Regions from separate parts of the Mus musculus genome. Here region 1 is linked to region 2. The links are chromatin loops, found by intact Hi-C in ENCODE. Cell type or tissue: left cerebral cortex. All regions are shown on one strand. Links, peaks and the distances in the headings refer to the core of each region. The heading gives the core; the rest is flanking DNA.

Region 1 (5,378 bases), core at 217-5,216, 180 kb before region 2:
TTGAAGGTTAGAACAGGTGAAACATGACAAAATATCCAACTAGCTGTCTTCTTCTTCTTCTTTTTTTTTTTTTTTTTTTTTTGGTTTTTCAAGACAGGGTTTCTCTGTGTAGCCCTGGCTGTCCTGGAACTCACTCTGTAGACCAGGCTGGCCTCGAACTCAGAAATCCGCCTGCCTCTGCCTCCCGAGTGCTGGGATTAAAGGTGTGCGCCACCATGCCCGGCTGTAACTTGCTGTCTTCTAAGCAAACTCTGATGTAGAAGAAAAATGTCCTTTTACAGTAGTATACAACAGATGGAAGCACCTAAGACATTTATACAACTGAGCTATTTGCAGGTGTGCACCTAGAACCCAAACCCCCGATTTTTCCTAGGCTTTTCCTGAGAAATGTGTGTTATATATGTCTATATTTATGTGACTATTCTTCAAATCCCCTATCATAGGCTTATGCTAAGTACCAAGAAACATGTCTCCTGCTTCCCTCTGAATTTCTTCTTGACAATTTATAATTATGTTTTCCACAAAATTAAAGACGAGACAGAATTAAAGACATAGAGGATGTCAGTTCAAATTTTGGTCAGTGTGATGGTTGGCATTGTCACCCTGGCAGAATCCAGAATCACCTGGGAGGAAAGCTTCCCAGTGCACTGTATGTTATAATGCAGATGAAGGCCACGTTCTGAGACTGTCTGTGGAGAATTATTTCCATTGTGTTGATGGATGTGGGGAGACTGTTCCCTAGGTGGGGGTTCTGAAGTGCATACTCTGAATAAAGCAGGCAGAGTCCTAGCATCCATTGTTCTCTGCTTCCTGACTGTGGGTGCAGTGTGACCTCAAGCTCAGGCCGTCTTAGGTCCCTACGAACTGTGAGCTAGAACAAACCCTTCTCCCCTACGTTGCTTTTGTCAGGGTGTTTTATACCAACAGGAAGAGAATGTGAGGTAGAAAAGTGGTGCCAAGAGTGGGGTCATTGCTGGATAAACCTGACCACATGGCTCCTAGGCCTTTGGAAATGGTGGGATGTGGAAGAGTTTGGCACTTAGGACTAAAAAGAGCCCTGGAAGGCTGGAAACCGGGCCCTTAGAATACAAGAGTGCTGAAAAAACACAGACAGTGGAGGCCCAGCTCATGAGTTATCAGAGAGAACCAAAGACTCTACCAGGAACTGGGCCAGGGACCACTCATGTGATATTTTGGCTAAGAATCTGGCTTCATTTTGACTGTAAACTAAGAACCTGTATGAAGTTGAACTTAAAGTTAATAAATTAACTTGTTTATCAGAGGAAAGTTCAAGTTAGGAGAGCATCCGGGGCAGTAATGAGGAAACAGTGTAACCATTAAGTAAAACGGCAGCCCAGAGGAGGAGCCTCCCGCCCTGCACTGGGATAACGGAGAAAGGGTCCCTGAGAACAAGACCCTCAGAGGCTCCAACTCATGAAGGTCTAACACAACCACCTAAGGAACTATTTCACCAAAGCTGGCCCAGAAGGCATACAGATGTTGCCATGTCTGTGGTACGGGGGGGCTGGACTATATCATGAACTGGCAGCAGAATTTGGCAGCAGCATCTGCATGGTTTGGAACCACTAAAAATGAAAACTTAGAAGCAGTCATGGAGTCCTGATCTGCACTGATACTGCAGAGCCACTGAGGCCAGGTAGCATGTGCGGGAGTCAGGGTCCCTACCAGGAGGCCCGGGAAAGCCAGTGCACATGGCTATATAGGTGACCTGGGGGCACTAGAGATAACTAGGACCATGGGATGTCTGCCAATGAGAGCTGACAGGATGAATGGTGCCAGCCTAAGAGAGAGGCTATGTGTGTTACAGGCAGCAGAGCTGGAGGAGTGGAGCCATCCAGCCCATTTAGAACCCAGATGATTGTATTACAAGCCTCTGATGCAAGACACAATGCTGTAGGATTTGGTGTTTGCCCTACTGGATTTTGGTCTTGCTTTGACCCAGTCACTCCTTTCTGTGCCCCCATTCTTTCCTTTTGGAATAGGAATATTTACTCTTGGCCATTTTATGTTGGAAGTATATAGCTTGCTTATTTTGTAGGAACTCACAGTTAAGAGACTTTGTAGTTGTTATTGGCGGCCTTTTTGGGGGTTGAAGGACCCTTTCACAGGGTTTGCATATCAGATACCCTTCATATCAAATATTTACATAATAATTAATAACAGCAGTGAAATTAGTTATGAAGTAGCAACAAAAATAATTTTCTGGATGGGGGTCCCCACTATATGAGGAACTGTATTAAAGGATGGCTGCATTAGGAAGGCTGAGAACCGTTGGGCTCTAGGGACTGTCAATGTTGGAATGCATGCACTTTGCTTTAGAAGATGATCCTGAGCCTATGAAGACAAGGGATTGGGCACTCTGGAACTAGATTCCTAGATGATTATGAGCCACTATGTGGATTCCGGAAACTGAACTGGGTCCTCTGCAAGAAAAATAACTATTCTTAACCACTGAGCTATCTCACCAGCTGCAGAAGACCCTTTCAACTATAAGGGAGACTATTCCATGGGTAGAAACTCTGAATTAAATAAAATTATAAAGTGAGCTGAGTACTTTAGATGAGCACTCATCTTTCTCTGCTTTCTGACTCTGGGTCTAGTGTGGCCAACTGCCAGCTTCTCTGCCGGGGTAGATTGTACCCTTGAAGTATGAGCTGAGCTAAACCCTTTCTCCTCTGACTTGCTTTTGTTAGTTTTGAGTTTGTTTGTTTTACTAGTTTGCCTTTTTAAAAATCACAGCAGCAGGAAAAGAAACTAAGATACTAAAGAAAATCCCCCCAGGGAGATTGGAAGCATGATCGTGTTCCCATTGACCATGTCTTGAATACTTGGAGCTCCCGTTGCTATCTCAACTCTCAGAATCGCCTGGCAAGTAAACTGAGATGCTTGGACATCGAGGATCAGTAAGCTTGTATGTATTCTCTCCTTTAAAAGCCAGTGTGTATGCATCCTCGCCATTACCATCGGGCTCGGGGTTCAGAGAGCTAAGAGGAGGAGCCTCTGATAGTCCGGAAACTGACAGTTATGAAGCCTGCTTTTTCCAATTTGGGGAGTGGAGTTCTGGACCTTGAGCATACTAGACAAGCCCTTTCTATGGTGGCTGTACTCCCTAGCCCTGAATTCATTTCTTTAAGCAAAATGCTGTCCAAAAAGAACAAAAGAAATGCAAAAAGGACAAGTGTAATATTTTTTGTTGTTGTTGATTAAGTAGGTAGTTTGGGGTTGTTTGTTTCTTAAGGCAAACGTATTTCAGCCTTTGCCCAGCAGGGCCTTAAGCTGAGTCAGGGGTGAACCTAGACATAGGCATCAGGTGTGAAGTTTAGGCCAGGCCTGTCTTCTCCCAGGAGATGGCAGCAGCAGCAGCATCTGTGTCAGCGGTCGGGGAAGTAGGGCAGAATGCATCTGCTTTCCCTTTGGCAATCAAACCTAAAAATTCTTGGTTCCAGAGGCCACTTTATCCCTTCCTTGGTTTGCTGAGCTTGTTTGGAGCCAGGCACTGGGAGTGTAGGAGCTGGCAGAGAGTCCTCTTCATAAGTGCCTAGCTTTTTCTGTAAACATTTTGGTCTAGGCTACGACCTTGAAGCCAAGTGTGAAGGAGCTGAGAATCTCTCTGGCCAAAAGGAAGGAGCTTCAAAAGGAAACAGCCAGTAACTTTACTCTCCCAGTTCCCACAAGCATAAATCTAGAGGGCATCATACAAAGAATACAGATTCTTGACCTGGGCTCCCAGCCACCAGCCTGCTGACCTTGTCCTTGAACCTGTCAGAGCGACAATTCTTATCAGCCCAGTGTGGACTCAGGCAGTCTTCACGCACCTGCTAATGTTTAATTTGGAGAGGGCGGGCATGGACACATGTGCGCATGAGTAAGCCAGAGGTCAGCTCAAGTGTCTTCCACTTTGCCTTTTTGGGACTTGTGCTCTCACCGACCTGGGGCCCACCAAGGAGGTTAGGCTGCCTGGCCAGCAGCAACCCACCCTCCCAGTGCTGGGATTATTACATGTGCACTACCACTCCTGTCTTTTTCACATTCGCTCCTGGAGGTTGAACTCAGGTCCTCCTGCTGGTGCAAATGATGAGCACTTTACCCAGCTGAGCTATGATCCTCAGTCCTAATTTTTAAATTTCGCTTTTATTATTTGGATTAAGTAGGACTGCCCTTCACCTTTGCAGAATTTAAACAAATCTTAGACACAACAAAGCGCCACTTGGTTCCAAGTTAATCCCAGCTGAGCACATATCCTGGTTTGGCAGACACTGCCAGCTGCATAGGAGGTGGGCAGAAGTCCCAGGAAATGTCTGGATACCACACAGCTATGGACGAACTGTCAACTGCTGGAGATTGCTTTGCAAATTGCCACATCCGAATGGAGCGGACAAAACGATATTTCAAAAGAGCAATTAACACTGATTCTTAGTATGTTTGGAACCAAAAGGCCTTGGGGGTGGGGGCGGGAAACTGGCTCAGCAGAAGAGTGTTCCATCCATCTGGGTTGTCATGGCCAAGGTCAAGGAGCTTTGAAGCTACACTCTTCCTGTGCCCTCGATCCCTGCCATAGCCTGGGTTCTGTGAAACTCTAGGCATAACTAGTTTCCCTAATTTCCCCCTTTCATCTAGTTGGCTCTACTTCCCTTGCTTTGTTAAACTTCCATCTATTCACTGAAGTAAGCAATTACCCTTCCTCTCCCATGTACCAGGTACAGAGGATACGCCTGGCTTATGTCTGTTCAGAAGTGGTTGGTATAAAACTATATGTGGTAGTAGTAGTGATGTTGGTGATGGATGTAATCTTGTTTCAAATGTCATATTTCTAATGATGGGTATCAATAGACCAGAGCAGAATCATCTAGATAGCACAATAATCCTATAGTTCCATAGGAATTGGCACCCATGAATCAGTCAAGACAACCCTTCCTTGTTCATACAAAAGGCACCATATTGAAATCTCTTCCAGATTAGGAGCCGTGGCTCCAGAAAGCTAGTATCGGTGTCAGTGGGGAATACATACATGCATACATGTGTGCACATATATGCATACACACATCTATATCTACAGATATCAAAACAGTAAACTGGGGAATGACTGTGATAGGAAAGTTGGTAATAAAAAAATAATTCTGGACAACTTCACATTAGAGAGGAGAACCCAGAGGGCAAGTCAGAGAGTGAGGGGACACAGGGATATCCAGAACGTCCCAGACAGTGGCATGCGCGCATAGACACACACACACACACACACACACACACACACACACACTGGGGGGGTGGGAGAGGGGGAGGGGGAGGGAGAGAGAGGGAAGAGGGAGGGAGGGAGAGGGAGAGGGAGAGGGAGGAAGGGAGCCGGAGGGGGAGGGGGA
Region 2 (5,378 bases), core at 105-5,104:
GCCCATCACATCATTTCAGGCCCAGAGTGCAGGTTGAAGAGCAGAAGAAAAGACAGAGGACACAGTTCTCACGTCATTCTTGACGCCACGGTTGTTCCAAGGCATTCTGGTCAAGCGTGACCTTGATTTCTTTCCCGTAGCCCTTACCCTTGTTTGATGACAGAGTAAAAGTGAAGTCATGAGATGGGGTGTACAGGTTAGGAGGAGACTGTATGCACACGGAGAAAAGCGAGGATTTATTCTGATTGTGTGGTGAAGAAAGTAAAATTCCATGCATTGAAGAGCTTTGGTTATTTGGCTCATGAAAAAAAATATATAAATAAGTATATGTTAATAATTCTGAAAAGAAGAGTGAAAATACCATCCTGGCATGACATTGAGAAAACAATTTCAGCATAAGAGTGGGAATGAACCCTTCATTTTATAATCTCTAAGCCTCAGTCTTGTGCTAGAACCTTGGAAACTTCTCCAAGTGGATATTTAAGGTAGAAGCAGAAGCAAGTGTTTTTTTACGTAAGTAACTACTAGGGGATATTTTTATTAAGAAGGCCTAGGATATGCCAAACACATTTAAAACGAGCTCGAAGGTGGAAAATCCCGACATCCTTACATGTGAGCCAGTCTGCTGGGGCTGCATGACAGTGCAGCTGCCGTGCACGCGGTAGTGTCTGCAGAAGATGGTACAGAAGTCCACTCTCCATCTTGTGTAGCAGATGGGCCCACTTGATGCTGTGATGTGTGCCTGAGGTTTCAGCCTGCATTTTTTTTTTCCCATGGCTTCTAGAATTCCTGATGTCAGGGCCTGTCATTCACTATGCCCCACAGTGAAAACTAATTTTACTATAAAATAAGTGCAACACAAGGAAATACAAACCTGTCCCTCGAAACAAAATCAAAAGGCATGATTATTCCTATGTGAAATGTGAACTGAGGCGGGGGCAGGCAACCTTTTTCTTAAGGAATTTCTGCCTATTTTTGTGGCCTATTTTAAAATAATTCTGGAGTGAATCTCTCTACAGGGTCTGACTGTGAGCCCCGTGGATCTCACTGTGTAAACCAGACTGGTCTGCCTTTGCCTCTGGAGTGTTGGGATCGAGGGTGTGCATCACCACGCCTGGCGGAATCTGTTTGAGGGGTACAAATAATAACACATAAATAAGTGTGAGCTCCTCAAACTGTCAACCAAGTGTTCCAGCAATTCCTGCTGTTGCCTTAGAAACAAAACCAAACACTACTGAGAGCAACAGAATTGAACCTAGCTAAACAAATGAAAGGAAGCCTTTGATACTTGATGTGTTCAGAGGTCAGTCATGTGTAGGCTGCTTTTTTAGGTTTTCAATATAAATTACTCAGCATAAATAACTTTATATTTGCCTGTGTCTACATATCTAGTGATGCTGTTAGATTGGTAACAGAATCAAGATGCATTTTGCCTATGAGAGCTCATAGAACTAAATGGATTCAGGTGCAGCGTTAAAGAACCTTGGCTTTCAGAGAACTGTTGACAGTAAATGACCAAGGTTCATCGAAGAATTTAAGGAGGCTGGGTGTGTTTCCAATGACCATTCTGGCTGGCAGGAGGCTCACAAGTTCAAGGCTAACCTACATCATGAGACAGTCTCAAAAACAAAATTGAATATGAGGAAATGTTTGGCTTCGGTTCTTTGTGGAGTTGGTTACATTGGACCCGTGGTTCCCAAACCACAGAGGGCTTGTTAGAACACACATGATTGGCTGCCCAGACCATCTGACTAGGAAGGCCTTGGATTGGGTAGGCTCACTAATACACTAATATATACTTGATTCCCAGGATTGCTGGTCCTGATGCTTAGAGGACCACACATGGAATTAGGTAGTTTTTTTTTCTTCTCCTTGAAGATTTTACACACACACACACACACACACACACACACACCCTCACACCCTGATTATATCACAACCATTACTTGAATTCTCCATCATGACATTTTAAAATTGCCATATGGTAGTAATTATTACTCTTTGACAAATTTCCACGTTTTCAGAAAACCTTGGGTCTATTCAAACTCAGATTAGATATTCCTGAGTAGCCCGAGAATTCTTAGTAAAGATACATTAAAATAGCCAGGTCTGGTGGCCCATGTCTTTAAATCCCAGCACTTTGGAGGCACAGGCAGGTGAGTTTGAGACTAGCCTGGTCTACATAGTAGCAAATTCCAGGACAGCCGGGGCTACTTAGATCATGTTTTAAAAAATATTTCTGATTTTAAATGTCAGTATTGTAAGCAGCTGATTAAACTTCCATGTATTAAATACTAACCAGTCACCTTTTTTTCTTTTTTCTTTTTTTAACATGTGTGGGTATTTTTCCTGCATGTTTGTCAGTATACACAGTTCCTGAGGAAGCCAGAAGAGGGTGTCAGAAGCCAGAGTGTGCCTTGCAACTGGAGTTACAGATGATTGTGAGCCACCACGTGGGTGCTGGAAATCGGACCTCCATCCTTTGGAGGAATGGGCAGTGCTCTTAACCACGGAGTCAACTCCTGTCCAGCAAATTGCCTTTTAAGATCGAGTGGCAGTGCAGTGCTGGGGCTCACTGAAAAACAGTGGGTCTAGCACACAGAGTGTATTTCTAGTTGAGGTTATATAGCTTTGGGTCTGTATAAGACAGTGATAGCAATGACACAGAAGTCCTCCGAGAACAGGGGACGCAGGGAAGAGCATGTGCTCAGGAACGAGATGTGGTATGTGCAGGATGCATAGGAAGCCGGAGCGCAGTCATGAACAGGCTGTGGGCACAGCAGCAGTTCTGTGGCTCCTAGCAGCCCGTGGGCAGAAGCGAGGGGTCAGTCAGGGATAACGGTCTTAAAGCAGACATCACAGTGTACTTGGGACTCTATGCTGGTGCTCTCATATGGCTTCTAAGAGGACAGGAGCTCTGGAGACCTTCCAAATGATGACCAGGTGAGTCAGGGTCTGACATAAGCTGAGGTAAGCAGGGAGAGTTCAGTGGAAGGAAGTGGTTTCCATTGGAAGTCGGTACAGCCTCATCGGAGAGAGAAACCAAATGGGATCTACAGGGAGGAAGGACCGGTGGCAGTGATGGGATCCTTCAAGATTTTTAAACACTTTACTTAAAGACTTATTAACCGGACTAATTATAGCAGCACAGGCTTCTCTGTGAGGAAATAATGGCTGTGAGCTTTCGTTTTCTGTGACTGTCACCACGTCCTGTTATTTAGCTCATGTCAGACTTTTTTCATAGTTCTGCTTTGTCAGAGTCAGTGCTTATACTTTTAGATGGCTTTGATAATCACTAACACGTTTAAATCAGATTTCTGGAAGTTAGGCATGTTGCTTCTTCCGGAGTGTGTTTGATGAATTCGTGTGGGCCATAGCGGTCTGCAGCCTCCAGACTGGCTCCACTCTGCACGAGATTTAGGTTTATCTTGAAATAGTATATTTTGTAACTGCTCTTAGGAAATACTGAAACTTAGACTCTTAAGAGCTGATTTCACACACACGTGACTGATTTTAGGCTTTCATAGATAGAGCTGTAGGCATGAATTTGTTTATCATGTTGAAAAGACGTGCTACTGAGATCTACAGTCGCTTTTTCTTGTGTTTGACACTGGGCACGGAGATGCAGTTCTTTATATGAATCTTTAGATTTTATTTTGATTTGAGCCAGGATCCCACACTTTAGCCAGGGAGTCTCTGGAACTCACTTATGTAGCCCAAGCCACCCTTAAGTCCTACAGCAGTCCTCCTTCTGTCTTAGGCTCCTAAGTGTAAGAATTATGAGCACAAACAACAGCTTGCTATACACAGCTAACTCAGAGTCAATTAAGTTTGTGACAGAAGTTTAATTTCTGGGATAAGCGGACGTGAGAATGCTGGGACCTGGAATGTCCGTTGCCATGCCTGTTGTAGGGTTCTTCTCCTGGCCCTTCCTTGAGCGTCCCTTTCCCCCCTTCCTCTAGAGCACTGGTTTTTCAATTTGTGGGTCTGCCCACCTTGGGGATTGTTAAACAGCCCTCTCCCAGGGGTCACCTAAGACCAACGGACAACACAGATACATTCATAGCAGCAGGACTGGCGAGATGGCTCAGCAGTTACGAGCACTGACTGTTTTTCCGAAGGTCCTGAGTTCAAATCCCAGCAACCACATGGTGGATCACAACCATCTGTGATGGGATCTGACGCCCTCTTCCGGAGTGTCTGAAAACAGCAACAGTGTACTTACATATAATAAAATAAATAAATCTTTAAAAAAAAGAAACAGCAGCAAAATTGAACTTTTTAAAGAAGTAACAATAAATAATTTTATGGTTGGTGGGCTCACCACAACATGAGGTCACTAAAGGGTCACAACATTGAAAAGCTAAAACAGTCTTTGTTTTATCTTGTCTTTAATAAAGACCTTTTCTATATGGGAGCATCTGACTCAATTTCTTTCAGTTCCTTTTACTCCAACCTGTGAGAATTGTGTCGAAGCCTCTCTCATTGGGCGGGGTTGGCCAATGCTTCTGTGTGGATCTACATGAGACCGTCTCCACACTTCCTTTTTCCGGCTGATCTTACTTGGAACATTGAGGTGTAACACTGAATGTTTTGTTTTGTTTTCGAGACAGGGTTTCTCTGTGTAGCCCTGGCTGTCCTGGAACTCACTTTGTAGACCAGGCTGGCCTCAAACTCAGAAATCCGCCTGCCTCTGCCTCCCAAGTGCTGGGATTAAAGGCCTGCGCCACCATGCCGGCTCTGAGTGTTCTTTTAACAGTGATGTATAGTTGCTTGGCACTCACAGTTGCTCCTGGTAGCTTCCGGGCCCTGGGAAAAGCTGGCTCCTCTTCTCTGTTCCTTTGTGAGAATTTGGGTGTACAAAGGGTTTCCCTGCCCTCAGGTGCTAAATAGAACTTATCCCTACAGTGGTAGGGTTACAGACCCTCACAGGGGTGTTGCTTATCACAGGCCTGACAGAGGGCAGGGTCTTGATTGCAGGTGAGAGACTCCAGAATCCCTTACACGAGTTTAGTTACTGCTGTGGTTCGAACACTCAATCGTGTTGTGTTGGTCACAGTGTTATTCGTGTTCTGAATTTAGCCCTTTGAATTTTGTAGTTTTCCCACTAATTCATACAGGCTTTGTGACAAAAGAATTGTTATGGCTCTATAATCTTTCCCACTTCTTGCTTGAAAATGCATCTTTTTGGCCCTCTCCCTCCCCCTGGAGTTTGGGTGGGTCCCAAGTCCTGTCAGTTGAAGTTGAATCCTAAAGCCAGGAAAGGTCACCTATCAGGATTTGGAAGATTTCTGCTACGTTGTGGTTCCCAGGAGGATGTGGCTTCTAAAGACAGCCTTTCCTGTGTATTTGAACCACTGAGGGAGTTTCTGGTTTAG

Evidence for each region. Peaks named below come from ENCODE experiments on the same cell type or tissue, not always from the same donor. Only the 100,000 strongest peaks of a DNase experiment are listed, where the experiment ranks them.
Region 1: it touches region 2 in a loop (2.1-fold over the local background); 17 of 42 quality-filtered maps call a loop at or near these places.

Annotation. Positions count from the first base shown.
Region 1 is chr6:31,388,896-31,394,273 of GRCm38, reverse strand. The region is part of intron 2 of Mkln1os (muskelin 1, intracellular mediator containing kelch motifs, opposite strand); the gene reads left to right. Among named protein-coding and RNA genes, the nearest start is that of Mkln1os, 7.2 kb to the left of the region's middle. In left cerebral cortex, for the core only: a CTCF peak has its summit at 3,332 (motif pointing right); DNase peaks (open chromatin) are centred at 3,432 and 4,396; H3K27ac peaks cover 716 bases.
Region 2 is chr6:31,207,549-31,212,926 of GRCm38, reverse strand. The region is part of intron 1 of Lncpint (long non-protein coding RNA, Trp53 induced transcript); the gene reads left to right. Among named protein-coding and RNA genes, the nearest start is that of Lncpint, 8.2 kb to the left of the region's middle. In left cerebral cortex, for the core only: CTCF peaks have their summits at 2,376 (motif pointing right) and 4,182 (motif pointing left); a DNase peak (open chromatin) is centred at 659; H3K4me3 peaks cover 375 bases; H3K27ac peaks cover 640 bases.